2 separate regions of the Homo sapiens genome follow, and region 2 is linked to region 1. The links are chromatin loops, found by intact Hi-C in ENCODE. Cell type or tissue: B cell. All regions are shown on one strand.

The links. Hi-C counts contacts between places; a loop is a spot of excess contacts. Peaks named below come from ENCODE experiments on the same cell type or tissue, not always from the same donor. Only the 100,000 strongest peaks of a DNase experiment are listed, where the experiment ranks them.
Region 2: it touches region 1 in a loop (5-fold over the local background); 3 of 110 quality-filtered maps call a loop at or near these places.

Annotation. Positions count from the first base shown.
Region 1 is chr2:230,443,389-230,451,388 of GRCh38, forward strand. It overlaps SP100 (SP100 nuclear antigen), which reads left to right. Exons shown (of 29, transcript NM_001080391.2): 4 at 790-958; 5 at 3,431-3,514; 6 at 5,700-5,762; 7 at 6,173-6,322; 8 at 6,784-6,867. All of the region lies in intron 3 of LOC101928816 (a long non-coding RNA gene), which reads right to left. Among named protein-coding and RNA genes, the nearest start is that of SP100, 31 kb to the left of the region's middle. RefSeq lists an enhancer at 4,552-4,821. In B cell, no CTCF peak of the experiment used is centred here; DNase peaks (open chromatin) are centred at 3,909, 4,593, 4,713, 6,423 and 1 weaker place; H3K4me3 peaks cover 2,788 bases; H3K27ac peaks cover 7,919 bases.
Region 2 is chr2:230,205,220-230,213,219 of GRCh38, forward strand. It overlaps SP110 (SP110 nuclear body protein), which reads right to left. Exons shown (of 19, transcript NM_080424.4): 4 at 7,542-7,808; 5 at 7,128-7,211; 6 at 6,251-6,334; 7 at 4,712-4,789; 8 at 2,772-2,840. It also overlaps a transcript of SP140 not described here. Among named protein-coding and RNA genes, the nearest start is that of SP110, 11 kb to the right of the region's middle. In B cell, no CTCF peak of the experiment used is centred here; DNase peaks (open chromatin) are centred at 12 and 4,392; H3K4me3 peaks cover 960 bases; H3K27ac peaks cover 5,308 bases.

The DNA.
Region 1 (8,000 bases):
CATAAATGTACAATGTTTTGTAGAATTCGTACACTATAACATAAACTAAAACTTAAAAATAATTTTAATGAAGTGATTTACTTGAAATAGCAGTTGACACAGCATTTTCTTCCAGTTAACATCAATTTAAAATGCCTAGATCTGGGAACATTAAAACCCACAGGGAATTGATGTCTAGAGAGGACAAATTTGGAGGTAGATGCTTGTTATTCTTTCTCCAACACATTTGTTTTCTTTTTCTTTCCTTTTTTTTGTGCATTTCTGGAGTCTTGGAATATGGGTAAATTCCACCCATAGGCCCTGTTGGAGATACAGAGCAGCGAGTCATCTCTGGCTATGAATATGCTTCCTCTGTGGCCAAGTTCACAGCAAGGGGAGACTGGTTGCCTGGTTTCCTTGGGCCCTTCAGGCCAAATCAGTCTTGGGGGAAGAGCAGGGGTTGTCCAGCCAACAAAACAGCCACTCATCAATTGCCTGCTACGTCTATCCTAAAAACATATGGATCAGGCTATTAAAGGACTTTGAGCCCACTTTTATCCTTCCAAATTTCCCCTTTTTGCATCTAATGTAAATGAGGGTGAAGCAATCAGGCTCATCAGTGGGCATTTTTAAGGACAAGGGACTTACTTCTTTCATTACTGGCTATACAAATAAGTAAAAATTATAGAACCTCACATGAAAATACCTACGTAGAGAAATTAGAATACAGTAACCATAGAATTCCTTTCTAGAGCTCTTCTGTGACTTGGAAGTCTTTATTTATATTTTCTCCATTCAATATTTTTTAAGGATTCTCAAGATTCTTGTAGAAACCTGGTCCCTGTACAGAGAGTGGTGTACAATGTTCTTAGTGAACTGGAGAAGACATTTAACCTGCCAGTTCTGGAAGCACTGTTCAGCGATGTCAACATGCAGGAATACCCCGATTTAATTCACATTTATAAAGGCTTTGAAAATGGTAATTAGATTTATTATCTACCTTTTTATTTCCAGGGCCAAGTTTTTTCAATAAGTATATACTGATCTCCTACCATGAGTGACATGTTGTGTTGGGCAGTGGGCATAGAGTAGTTAACAAAATAGACATGCCATGAGTCTTCTCTTAGCTCATGGCGTATGGCTATGGTAAAACAAGTACCCGGAGGTCTGCTTCACTGGCCACTTAGACTCACAGGACAACCAGAGCCACACTGGCATCAGATTTACTTAGAAGAGTATAGGATAAGAAACAGAATCCCAACAGGGCAGCTTCTTATCTTCAGTGGGAGCCCTTGCAGTGGTCTACATAGCATCCACCAAATTGACTACTACCTGCCCTGAGTGACAGCTTAGCTGTGGGTGCAGGATCCACCTTGGCTCAGCACCACATGCCTGTGGGAGTGTATGTCTCTTGTAACAACTCCACAGTCACAGCTTTCAGGATGCCCTAAGAGGCAAGCTGAGTTACAAGAGTTATCAATTGAAGGAAGACCACAACTATGGCTTCCCCACAGGTATTTATTGTCCATATATAGTCCCAGTCAACCTGTCATGGGTCATTTCTAACCTCAGTGTTTGCCTAGTAACACTGCAAAAAAGGCTACCTTTATTAGGTTTCCAGAATATGAGCAAGAAAGTTAACCCTGGGTCAAGTTTGCCTTCAGTGAAGCAGAAGTGGTTTTGCTAACCCTTTATCCACAAGGGGTGAAACAAAGATTGACAAAACTGATTACTCTGCCAGGGACTATTTTTGGTGCTATACCAAACTAAAGGTTTCATTCTTGACCTTTTTCCTGAGAATGCATAATTTATACTATTAAAATGGTACACGTTAAAGACGTCCTCCAATTTTTTTTACTTGCCTGGAAAACTTTTTATTCCCACACAGTTTAATCTCAACCCAGTTCTCCAAATAAGAGATAGAGACATCACAAGAAAAATGGGCACATGCTCTGAAGATGGTGGATGCTATGGGAACTGGAATAAAAGTGTGAAAACATGTCTGCAAAACAGGGCAAATTAGATTTGGCTAAATCTGAGAGTGAGAAGCAGTATACAAGTTGACTTAGATCAATTGGAGGAAGATATTGAAAGGCCTGGAATTTAAAGTTAAGGAATTTGAAGTTTACTCGCTAGGCAATCAAGAAATACTGCAGGTTTATAAACAAGGAAAGAAGTGTAAGCAGTAGTTGTATATGGCTTATTGATTTGTGTCAATACTAACCTTATCTAAATTAATAATAAAATAATTTCTATAGCAAAAATTCAAGTCAGAAAAGGAATAAAAGGAAATCAAATACCTGGGCACAAATTTTGAGTCAATGTTATGTTTGTAAGCAGGATGGTCCAGGCTGCGGGGATGAAGGGAATGGTGCTACCTTTACTGCCCACATTCTCAGGGGCTCTGTTCCTCTCCATGGACTGCAGGGATCCCCCTTCCTAGCTCCAGTGCCCACAACTCACGTCTTAGTTTCTGGCGCTCCTTGTGCTTGGGTGACCTGCCCTGAGGCTCACTGTCACTGACCTGGGACAGCACCACCCACCGCCCCACCCAGCACAGCAAGCCCACCCACCATCAGGGAGATGCTGCTGACTCTCGGACCCTGAAGTCCACACAAGCTGCCCCTGTGTCCTCTGTTATGTTTATTTGAGAACTGTTCATCCTCCCTGACCCAATTAAGACAACATTCTCCTGTTTCTAGCCTCATCTTTAAAGATGTTGAGGTTTTTCTCATTTATTTTTTATTTATTTATGTTTTTTGAGACAGTTCCAATCTGTTGCCCAGGCTGGAGTGCAGTGGCATAATCTCAGCTCACTGCAGCCCCAGCCTCCTGGGCTCTAGTGATCCTCCCCCCTCAGCCTCTTGAGTAGCTGGGACCATAGGTGTGCAACACCACATCCAGCTAATTTTATTTTTCTTTTCAAAGATGAGGTCCAGCTATGTGGCCCAGGCTGGTCTCAAAATCCTGGGCTCAAGCAATCCTCCTGCATCGGCCTCCCAAAGTGCTGTGATTACAGGTGTGAGCCACTGCACGTGGCTGATTTTCTGTGATTACAGGTGTGAGCCACTGCACCTGGCTGATTATAAAAAAGTGGAATCTCTCTAGGACTTGAGACCTTCTCCCCAGGGAATTCCCCAGTTTCTTCCTTACACTTGATATATGCCTACCCTGCCATCTGACAATTTTGAGGGTAACACAGCTCACAATGTTTCCATTACTCCTTTATCCTTAAATCTTGAATGTCTCCTTTTTGTGTAGGACAATAAAGCCTTCACTGTTGGGGTCTTCTCTTCTCTGTCCCAGGGGATGACGGGAGAACTTTAGGTCATGTGGAACCCTCTGAGCTCTGAGTCACCCAAGGGCTGGAAATTCCTAAAAGCATGATTTCCAGACATTGTCCCTGGTCCCTGTAGATCTCTAATTGCTTCTTCTCTCTCCCACTCTTCAGTAATCCATGACAAATTGCCTCTCCAAGAAAGTGAAGAAGAAGAGAGGGAGGAGAGGTCTGGCCTCCAACTAAGTCTTGAACAAGGTAAAAATGACAGAATAAAAGCTTTTTTCTAAGAGAGGTTAGGGATCCAAGGTTCTGAGTGGAGATTGTGAATCAGGGAAGACATATGGAAGGACTATGGAGAAGTCAAGGAGAGAGTTATATGAGCTTCTAACCAGGTGCAGGGTCCTGGAGAAGTGGCCATGACAAGGCATAGTTGGCTCAATAACCATGAGGGAATCAGAACCAAGCGTGTCAGTAGGCCAGATTTACAGATGCCGACTACCTAGAAGTAATTGTAATTTAGAAAGGTCCCTGTAGGGGATCAGTGTGAAGTTGCAAAGGGTTAAGAACCACAGCCCGTGGCCCGTGGTCAACATCAAAGAGGAGACCCCTGGGGAAAGAAAGGCTCCTGTTTTACCTGTACTGTCATATTCACAACACTTCTGACACCAAACATGTCGGTGATCTCCCCACATCAGTCAGTTCTCCAATTCTCTGTAGATACCATCTGATATCTTATAATTTAATTGAATTCTGGCACTAATTGCCCAGACTTGGCACGGACTCCGCAGGTTAAGGGCTCATTCCCATAAGAATGCCCCCCACTTCAGATGCCAGTTGCAAGTCTCAGGTTGTGGCCTGTGCCTGTAAATTGGAGGTTCCCGCAAGCCCTTCATTGGCTTTCATACTTTCCTAGTAGATCACACAGATCTCATGGAAATGTTGACTTATATTTGACATTTATTATAAAGGATACAACTCAAGAAGAGCCAAGTGGAAGAAATGCATAGGGCAAAGCGTGGGGAAGGGCACAGAGCTTCTGCCCTCTCTGGGACACGACTCTCCTGGCACTTCCATGTGTTTGCCAACCCAGAAGATTTCTGAACCCAGTCACTTAGGGTTCTTTATGGACATTCCATTATACAGCCTGGATTGATTAAATCATTGGCACCTGATTATTAAGTTAACCTCCATCCCTCCTCTCCCCTCCCTGGAGGTCAAGAGGTGGAGCTGAAAGTTCCACCCCTCTAATCTCATGTTCAGCTCCCCTGGCAACCACACCCCAATCCTTAGGGGCTTTCCAAAAGTTACCTCATTAACATAAACCCAGGTGTGGTCGAAAAGGGGTTGTTATGAATAACAGAAAGTGCTCTTTTCACTTGTTATGACTTAAGATGTTTTAGGGTTTTAGGAGCTCTGGCCAGGAGCAGGGAATTAAGACTGAAATGTATATTTCTTATATCACGGGAGAAACTTGGTGATGGCAGAAGAGGGGACAAATTTAAATGTGAGGATGTTGTTCAAGAGCAGGAATATTCAAAGAGAAAGGCGGTCATGTAGAGAGACTCAGAAAGGAAGTGATGCACATGGGAAGAGGATGTAAGTACCTAGAGGACAAAGGAAGGGAAATGAAACCGTGAAAAGGGGTAAAAGACAACAAAAATAACCTTGTCATTAACAGCTCACTTTGATTGAACATCTACTCTGTGGCGGTTGGTTTAATGCTCATGACAGCCATTGGAGATTAATATTACTTATATGCCTATTTTGCAGATAAGGTAACTGAAATCCAGAGATACCACAAATGGAGTTTACATAGGGTCAGATGAATAAGGAAAAACCCAGATGTTCTACCCCAGAGCCTGCATTCCTAACCCTGTGCTATCCAGGCAATCTAAAAAAATAAAAACAGAAAAATGAAACAAAAATGAGGAAATATTTGCAGACAAAAAGATCCAGAAAAAAAGAATACCAAGAGCTGGAGGAAGTAGAGGCTACTCAGACACTGAGTCCTCATGGAAAAGCCAATGAGAAAGCATGAACAGATGTGGAGAGGGAGGGTGTTGTGTGAAAGGGGGTGGGCATGAGGCAACCAGGACTTCAAAGAAACTGAGCTAAGGGCCCTGGGCAGGGTAGCTCTGGGGACAAAGGCAGGATCACTCTGCCATCATCACTTACCAGAGTGTCTCACAGAGGACACGCAGCAGAGTTGTCTGGCCAAGGCCCCTGTCATCCAGGGGTGCAGCTGACCCAGTCCCCTACTCTCAAGGCTGGAGTCTGACTTCAGTAATTAGGTAGCATCTGCCAGCTCCAGGTGGCCTTTGCATTGAGACCTAGAAGGGGTCTTTAACTCCTACGTTACAGAGACCAAAAAGGGATTAGGGGAGAATGGCAAAATCCATACCTCGATTTCTGAAATAAACTTCTAATTTCTTCCTGCCAGGAACTGGTGAAAACTCTTTTCGAAGCCTGACTTGGCCACCTTCGGGTTCCCCATCTCATGCTGGTTTGTTCCTGTTTACTACTCTTTGAGCCTCTGCTATTCTTGCCCCTTTCTGGAATGTGCTGTGGGGTTGCCTCTTTGTGTTAATGATTGTCCAGAATTTTCAGGTTTTACATCTACAGTTTTTCCATTTCTGGGATTTAAATAACAAGTCCTTATCCTCTAGGTTGCCTAGGAGGGTTTCTTCCTCCCACACCCCTTAATCACACTTGCTGCTGGTTCCTGCTGCCGCTGAGCCTGGTCGTTTTACCCATGTGCCTGCTTCACCATTTTCTGCCTGCATCTGCTTGAATCTGGCTGTTGCCTTGGTGCCTTGACCTTACGTCCATCAGTGGCCCGTGCTGTAGTGGTTGGAGGGGAGTGACAGGCAGCAGAGGGCAAATAAAATACCTGTGAATCAAACCATGGTTTAGGTACAACCCCACCTGAAAATGGACTCTCAGAGCACCCCTGTGAAACAGAACAGATAAATGCAAAGAGAAAAGATACAACCAGTGACAAAGATGATTCGCTAGGAAGCCAACAAACAAATGAACAATGTGCTCAAAAGGCTGAGCCAACAGGTAAGACTGACTGGGTTGGCATGAATGGGGAGGAGCCAAGGGGCCCTGGCTGGTGGCAGAGGAAGAGTCTAATGCACAATACAAGGAGACACCTGTTTAACAAGCAGGGGAAAATCACATAGACACAGAGGGGGCCTGTTATACAGATGAGCCTGATACACTGACATACTGATGACAAAGACCTGGAGGAAGAAAGCTAGAAGCAAAAAACTGAGAGAGAAAGGGGAAGAGTTGCAGAGTCTCACCAAAGAAGAGAGACAAACAAAAGGCAAAAGGAGAAAGTAAGAGAGAGATTGGACAGGAATCAATGAAGCACGAACACCTTCACGCAGCAATATATGCAGACAGGGGTATAAGTAGAAACAGGAGAAGAAAGGAGAAGCAGGGTGAGGTCTAACCAAATGGAAACAGGACAGAGCAAGGCTCTACTGGATCTCAGCTGTGATCTCGTTTATCTCCAGAGTCCTGCGAACAAATTGCTGTCCAAGTGAATAATGGGGATGCTGGAAGGGAGATGCCCTGCCCGTTGCCCTGTGATGAAGAAAGTAATTATTGCTTACCTTGCCTATTTTCTTTCCTTTCTTATTCAGATGCTATACATTTGGTTGGTTGGTTGGTTGGTTGTTGTTTTACCATCGTAACCACTTTTTAAAATTACCAGATTAAAAGCTGGATGTATTTATCATTACATGTTGTTTTGAAATATGTACACATTGTGAAAAGGCTAATTAGAGCTAATTAGCATAAATATTACCTCACGTACTTATCATTTTTGTGGTGATAACACAAAACCTATTCTCTCAGTAATTTTTAAGAATACATTATTAACTATATTAATCGTGTTGTATAAAAGATCTCTTAATGTATTTCTCTTATTTAACTAAAATTTTGTATCCTTTGACCAACATCTCCCCAGTCCTCTTCCTCATATCCCCAGCCTCTGTTACCACCATATACTCTCAACTTCTATAAATTCATCTTTTTTACACTCTACATATAAGTGAGATGTCATATATGTCTTTCCATGCCTGTCTTATTTTACATAACATAATATCCTCCAGGTTCATGGTTGTTGTTGCAAATAACAGGATTTCTTCCTTTTCAAAGGCTAGATAGTATTTCAGTGTGTAGATGTATTTCATTGTGTATATATTTTCTTTATCCATTCACCCACTGATGGGTACTTAGGTTGTTTCTGTATCTTGGCTATTGTGAATACTGCTGCAATGAACATGGGAGAGCAGATATCTCTTCCATATACAGATGGTCCCTGATTTATGATGGTTAGACATATGATTTTCAACTTTACAATGGGTTTATTGAAGTATTAAATGCATTTTTGACTTATGATGTGTTCAATTTATGGTAGGTTTATGGAAATGTAGTCCCATCGTAACTCTAGGAGCATCTGTACTGATTTCATATCCTTCGAATATATATTCAGTAGCGAAATTCATGGATTGTATGGGTAGTTCTACTTTTTATTTATTTGAGGACACTCCATACTGTTTTTCTTAGTGATTGTAGCAATTTACATTCCCACCAACAGTGTACAAAGGTTCCCTTTTCTGCACATCCTCACCAACATTTGTTATCTTTAGTCTTTTTGATAATAACCATTCTAACCAGTATGTGGTGATGTTCATTGTGGTTTTAGTTTGCATTTTCTTGATGATAT
Region 2 (8,000 bases), 240 kb before region 1:
GTTCCTCATTTCAAGTTAAACTACAACAGGCTCCCAAGGGCCTGTGAAACCCTACATAATCTGATTCTTGTTTACTTTTTCACTTCCTACCACCTTCTTTCTTCATCATCACCAACAACACTGGTCTTTCCTCTCTGCCTCAGGTTCTTTGCACTTTTGAGTCCCTCTGCCTGGACCATCCAATCCAAAGTGACTCCCACCCCAACCTGCAAGTCACTATTGTAATCCTATCCATTATTTTCTTTCATCCTGTCATCAGTACTTGAAATTATCTTGTTTATGTGCTTTCTAGTTTATATTCTTTCCTTCCCCCAGCCAGGATGTAACCTCCATGAGCTTTCCCCTTTGTTTTTTGCTTACTTTCTTACTTTCTCTCTTTAAAAAAAAAATCTGTCTTCAGCTTTCAGAATGGGTATATACAGTTAGTGCTCACTGCATATTTGTTGGAATAAATGTCTGAATGGTACTTAGAAGACTAGGTTTTTGGTAAAGAAGGTGAAGTTAATTTCAGGCATATTGAGACTGTAGTGTCAATGGGAGACTTGCAAACAAAGACGCCCAGTGTGCAGCTGGCTATGTGTTTCTTGAAGACAAACCTGAGTTGAAGACGTAGAGTTGGGAGCCATCAGTATAAAGGTGGTAATTGAAGTTGTGAGAGTGATTGACAAAGCTCAGAAGTGTGAGTTGAATAATCTGACTAGTTTACAATGAACCAAGGAGGCCCATAGAGAATACACATAACATGGTGAGAGGGCATTGACTAATAAGTAGAATGGGGGAGAAAGCAGCTTGTCTCTCCTTCCTGCCCAGGAAGGTCACTTACTTTTCTTAGAATGGAATCATTTCTGTTAAGTGTCTTAAAAGGACACCAGCCCTGTGATTTTGGACACTGGGATCATACTAATGATAAACTAAGTCAGGGAAGAGGAGCTTTAAGCCACTGGCTTAGGCTGCCATCTATTGCTCTGTTTCCTTTTACAGCTAGAGTTGTCTACATATGTTATCACCTCCCATTCATTATCCTTCCCACACAACTGGCTCCTGCCTCCATCACCAAAATTTTTCTTAAATTTTCCAGTGATTCTTTGTGACCAAACTCAAGGCCCTCTTCTCTGAATTTATCTTAGTCTCTCAGTATAGTCAACCATTCCCTCTTGGCTTGCTAACATGTTCTTTCTTGGTGCTCCTCTGTCTTCACTGGTCTCGTTCCCTCAGTCTGTCTTGCTAGATTCCTCTTCCACTGGGATTACTTAGAGCAGGGCTAGGTCTGTGGTTCTCTTTTCTTCTCCCATAGATCAGAATACCTTTATTTTATTGATAACTCATATATATACATATATCTGGTCCAGATATTATATATTATCTGGTCCAGATTTTATATATATATATATATATATATATATATATATATATATATATGGACCACACTTTTTCAGTGAGTGCCAAATTGCCATATTGTGGGGAATATAACTTCCTGATTTCTCAGTGTTCCTGTAAAAAGCCCTAGTCCCGGAGACACAGAAATGTATGCAATATAAATATAGGAAATACTTGCTTTCACTTCCCCAGAAACATTTTCCTCTTCCCACACCATGAGAATTAGAGCTATAGCTATTTTTCTAGTTAATTACTCTGATCTAGAGGGAGAATAGAACCTCTCTTATCTCCTGAGATGGCCAAATGGGTTCACCCAGGACTAGCTTCCTAGGTTAAATCCTAAAGTACCAGGAAAACTGGAGTGGTCTTTCCCTAGGTATTTATATATCACAAGGGGTAAAGCCCAGAACTTGGAGACATCTTTAGGTTGTAAAAGCCAGCAACACCTAGAGTTTCTCTGGCCTTTGGAAAGATGCATTTAAATTCCAAAGGTTAGGATGGAGAGCTTTGGAACGAGGATCTTTTCCATTTTATCTCAAAGCAGCAAAGTTTTTTCTTTTCCTTTCAGGAGGAAAGGATGATGGCTATCCCTCTCATGTATCTAAACAGAAAAATCCATCATTCTACATCCCTTATACATGAGTTGTAGTCTATTTTGAATAGAAAGATTCCATTAGCTCTCTTAGCATTGCCTTTGGGTTTGTGTATGGGAGACAGACGCTGCAATATTGCTCTGGCTGATAAGCTGGTTGTGAATATCAGTAAAGAATTATTTTCCCTGACCAGATACCTTGTGTTCCTGCAGCACTCATATATATAAGGAGATACCAATGCAAGTGGAGTAACATCTTAGACCCTTTACAGTTCTTGACAAAACACACATCTATACACAGCTGCATAGATGGCTAGCAGAAACCTCTAAAGGAACAGGTCAATAATTGAACTCTAAGAGTTATCCCCCAATATATTTGCATCTTCCCTCAGCAATGGGCATTACCACTTACTTGTTCAAGCCAGAAATTGAAGAGTGGGCCTTGATTTTTCTCTTTCTCATCTGTAGCTAATAATATGTCAAATCCTGTCAACAATACCTGCAAAACTGATCTTGAATTGGCACTCTTCTCTGCATCTCCACTGTCAGATCTGAATCCAAGCCACCAAGAACTCTCATGGCATCTGCCCCAAAATGGCTGCCCTGCCTCCATTCTTTCCCAGCTCCAACTCATTCTTTACACCGTAGCAAAATTGAGCTTACATTGTGTCACTTCACTGACTAAATCTCTTCAATGGCTTCCCATTGCATTTAGAATAAAATTCAACCCTCCACAGCTTGACCTACAAGCCCTGCATGAGCTGTTTCCAGCCTCCAGCTTCCTCTTGTACTCTCATCTTACCTCCTGGGAGGCTTTTTTTCTTATGTCTCCTTTTTGGAGTTGACCAGATACATCTTTTTCTTTTCTTTCCTAAAAAGAAAGGATAATGTTTTATAGTTACAAACATTGATCTCCCAATCTTGTATGTCAATGATATTCAGCTTTTACTTTTGGTCTTCAAACCACATTGCTAGAAGTTCATTGGTGACCTTAGGTGATGGTACTTCAGGGAGTAATAGGGGAAGAAGGACTCTAAAATGACAGAGGAAAAGGAGAAACGAAGAAATAGAGACAGGGAGTTTAGGTAGCTCATTTCTAGAAGTTTGGTTGTGAAATGAAGGAGAGAGATATGGAAGTAGTTGAAGTGAGATGAGAATCAAGAAAAAGCATTTTTTAATGAGCTGTGATACATGTAATGCAGATTCTTGTGTGAGACATACTGCTTTAATGAATACTTGAGAGAGAAGGGATCATGGATACTATAAGATGAGGCAGAAGGATTGTCTTAGAAGAGAAGGAGGGAACTCGGAGAGGAGGGAGACAGATGTAGTTAGGGTTTGTAGGACTAGCAGCACAAATAAGGGGATTCTCATCTGATATCTCCTTATGGTGCAGGAGGGAAAGTCACTGATTGAGCAAAAAGCAGGAGGTGAGGGGGTCAGAGGTTTGAAAAATAGGGCTTGAGGTTTGAAAGGATTATTGCAGGAAGTAGCATTGTCACACAGTAAGGAGAGATGATTTGTGCTGGAACCATGAAGACCAGTGAGTGCACTCTGCCCTGCTGTGGAACTCTCTCCAGCACTGCTGGCTTTCAGATGCAGTGTACAGGAAGTAGGTAAGTAGGGTCTTCCAAGACTTGCCAGAGAGTTCTAGGAAAAGGCAGAGAGGAAAGGCAGGTTTAAGATAATGGCAATAGATTACTGAAATGATGAATCTTGGACTGTGAGTTAGTGTCAATGTTAAAAAGCTGGGAAGCAAAGAAAAGCAGATGATGGCTTGGAAGGAGGAAAGGCCAGTGGACTGGTGATCCAAATGAGGTTGAAGGACAACTTCAGAGGAAACAACAAATAAATAAGCACAGAAAAATATATTTTTGATTCTTTTTCTTTTGTTAGGATTGGGCTGGGAAAGAGTGATCAGAGGTTGAATGATAGCTATAAAAGGAGAAAAGCTCAAGGACAGGTATCAAAAAAGGAATTCTGAAATTAACTGTTGGGAAATCGAGCCAGGTTTGAATGACGATAGGGTCTATAGCTTGCCTTTGGGTATGGGAGGCCAAGAATTGGTGGAGGAAAAAGTCATGGAAAATGAGAAGATGAAGGATTTGAGGGGCCAGAGTATTGGATAACAGAGTTGTCTGTTATCCGTGTGTACCCTGAAGGCATCTAGGATGATGCTGGGACTTGAAATGACAGAAAAGCAGCTTTTGAAAGGATTATTGGGGAAATTATTGGATGATATTGATGATGAGTGAGTGAACATTTTAATTGAATGGTTAAGACTCAAAGGAGAGGATCAGGGAGGAAGGGGCTGGATGGGGCCAGTAGGCAGCAAAGGACAGACATCTAACCTGTCTCTCACCATGAGGTGTGAGTGATGGATGGCAGAGAATGCCTAGCCATGTCTTAAGAGGAAGTGGGTTCCTCTCTGGGGAACCAACTTTCAGTTAAAGAGGGAAGTGCAATTAACACTCTAAGAAGTTGTGAATATAGGAGATTGATTTTTTCAGAACAGGCAATTCCAATGGCATATTTCAATACCCCCAAATGCCTTCTGGTTTCCTGATAATTTTCATAAAGGCCTTTTTGGAAGATGCAGCAAATGGAAACTGCAGAAACGAACTGTGTGTGGCATCAGGACTGTGGTCACATAGTGGTGCTCTTGACAAGATACAGTCAGAAAAACAGAAAGCAACTCTGAATTCACCCTTCTGACCTCTACAGAAGAAAGGCTTTTCTTACCTTTCTTGTCTGAAGGTGTGCTGGACACCTCCTGGGGCTCTTCTGGGTCATTTGGTTCTGGAGAATTATCTCTTATCTCTGACAAAAGAAATATAAGTCATTTCAGAGCTCAGATCCAGTGAAGAGAAAGTGCTGAGGGAAGTCAATGCAAGAACTAGAAAAGTAGAAAGTACATGCAGCCCAGGGCCGGGAATCTGCTTGCCCTAAGAATTCCCTGGCTCTGTCTTGATTTTTGCCAACTTGTGGTTATTGTTACCTGTGCGACCATCACAGGGAACTAGGGCACAACTGCCCCACAGCAGAGGCTCAGTCTGATCCTTTTAGAGAGATTATCTTATGGATGGAAGAGAAGTGAGTGAAGAAGGTGCAATGAATGGAAATTGCAGGAATAAACTGTGCTGGGTATCATGACTATAGTCACATGGTTTCTGCTCCCAGCAGCCCCTGCTCAAGGAATGAAGCTGAGAGCGGAAAGTGGTGATATTGAAATCTGATGTCCATGATGAAGGGGAATGTCTTTGCTGTATGAAAAATACATCTTATTGCTTTGACGTCTATGTGTGGATATTCTTTAACTGCTCTATCTGTGGTTATTTTACTTGGAGAAATAGTGGAGAAGGCTAAATGCCTTATATATTTCTGTATATAAGGATTGTTTGAAGAAAGCAGGAGCTAGCCTGTGCTTGCTAGCACCTGTTAACAGCAAAGACATATAAAGCTCTGCTAGTTTTTGCTGCACAAAGAAAGACAGAGAACTTGAAGCCATAACAAATAAAGGCTCATCTCACATGAAGCTGTCACCTTTTTCTTTACACACTGCATTGAGATTGGTCTCAAATGCTGGCCTGCTTAGGAATAGGTGACTGAGGCAGGTGGCAAGCAGTCATTAGATCTTTGGAATAATTTATTACCTTTCAAGTTATATTCATAATATCAACTCTTAAACTCCAAGTGATATAGAAATGACCAGGGTTGAAAGTGAAAATTCCCCACAGTCAGGTGGGGGCTTGGAAGGAGGACCATCCATGTCTGCTGCAGCAATTCACTATTAGGGCCACACAGTGTTTTTGTTCATTTGCTTTGCATTTTGACAGAGCCGTTTTGAGCACTACTTTATTGAAGTGGCCTCAGAAGAGTGGCTCTGTCAAACAGTCCAGCCTGACTCAGTTCCCTTGCTTTCCCCTGGGGTTCCTGCCACAACCCTTTGTGGCAGGTGAATGTTTCCCTTTCAGGCGCTTTGTGGCATTTGGAGTCCAAACCTACAGGCACTGGTGGGGCTCTGTCCATCATCATCCGTGGCCCTATCCAAGTCTACCTTTTCCAGACTTGCCTCCTTTGCCCTCCCCCAGGGACTCTGTATCCATTCAGAGGTCGGGTCTCCTGCCTGTTCAAGCTCCCAAGTGCTGGGTGAACTGGAAGCTGGGCCAAGATTGCTGAGAGGCAGGAGGAGAGCCCCCTCTCTAGAAGATCCGAATGGCTTTTCCTCTTAGTAAACACAGAAACAAAGGCAAGCTTTTAGGTTGACCAAACCAAGATTACCTGGCATAGAGCCCAAGGGAGAGTGGGGCATCTCTTGAGGGTCTTCTTTATCTCTTATTTGGGGGATCAGGTTGTCACTGGCCACTGAATGGAGGAAGAAAAAGTTTTAGATCTCAGGAACAGCAAGCAGGGACCAGAATGAGGAGAAAAGAGAATGCTCTATTCCAACAAGTAAAAATGACGGGGTAACAGCAACCAAGGCCTGGGAAAGGATGGCATAGAGTGGGAAAGTAAGCAACCATTCACTCTCAATTAGCCACTTGTTCTTCCATTGCTGTTAGCTTCCTGATTATGTTAACCTTTTTGGATGGTAGGTATTAGAGGAGTGGATGCAATATTATTTGGATCGAAGAGGACCCCTCTTCTCAGTACTGGAGAGCTCAGAATCCATGGTATCATTTTTGACAATGCCCAATATCATACCATTCTTACGTTTAATGTAATCAAACTCCATTATGATGATGGTTTGGGGAGGACAAGTGATACAATTTGAGAAGCTAAATATTAGGTCTAGCAGACCTTTAAACATTTTATCATCTTTTCTAGTAATTTTGATAACATTGTTCTTAGAATCCAAACCATATAAAAATGAAGAATGTTGAAACTCTAAGGCCCCCATAATCAGGTGGGGGTGAGGAATCAGCTAAGGGTCACTAGTGTGAGTGTTACGCAGGTTACTTGTCAATTCAGAATGGTGTTTTGGTTGTTGGTTTGTTTTGCATTGCTGCGTTGGTGAATTGGCCCCTTCTGTTTCTTTTCCTTTGTATTGCTCAGTTCTTTTTCCCAGGGTTCCCACCATAGCCTCTTGGTTGGCAGACGCATGTTCTCCCTTCACAGTCACCTTGAGCTAAGCGGTATCAGCCCCAGTCAGTGTTACCTTGCACAGTGCTAGTGAGGAGGCTGGGCATCTCTTCTGAGTCTTCTTCCGCATTCATTTTGGATGTTAACTTGTCATTGGTCACTGAAGGAGGAAAGGAAATTATTACAGATTGCAGGGACTGGATGTCAGGGAGAAGAGTGAATGTTAAAAGTGCCTGGGGCAGATAGAGCATCAAGGCACAAGGGCAGAGGGTTGGAATGTCCCGGGAGTGGGAAGCAGGTGTTCTGGACTCTAGGTCTTACCCACCCCCCGGCAGTGCTCATAATCCCTCTTGAAAAGGGTTGTGTTTGGGTAGATGGGTGCAAGAGAAGAACTAGGACAATAAAAGTCAAGATGCTGGGATTGGCGGCAACATGGCACAGGCACCTTAGGCTGAGGATATACAGGTGTTGGATGGGATCTGTTTCTCACCTGAAGTGCTTCTTCCTTCCTGGATGAGTGCAGGGAGAGGCAGGACAGGGTCAGATGGGCTGGGCGACTCACTCAGGATCTCATCGCTTTGCTGGGAGGATGTTCCAGGCTCACTGACTCTTGGCGCACAGGGTGAACAGCTTGGTTGAGGGGGTTGTGGTGGGGGCAGCGCCAGTGGGGTATGGAGGGAGCTTCCTTCTGCTAGGCCAGTTGGGGCTTCAAGTAGGATTGGTGTGTCTCTGCTCTGCCATTCATAGGAAGCACCAACTGGGATTGGTGAAGGGACACACATCAGTACCCTGGAGACTCAGAATTACTTGGGGAAGGGGATTTCTTAATACATGCCTTCCAATAGGATGGGGGCATGGAGCTATTCATTGTCCCCCAGGTGCAGAGAACTGATTCATTGTCATCATTATCCATTTGTGGCCCCTTAATATTTTATTTATCTGGTTTGGG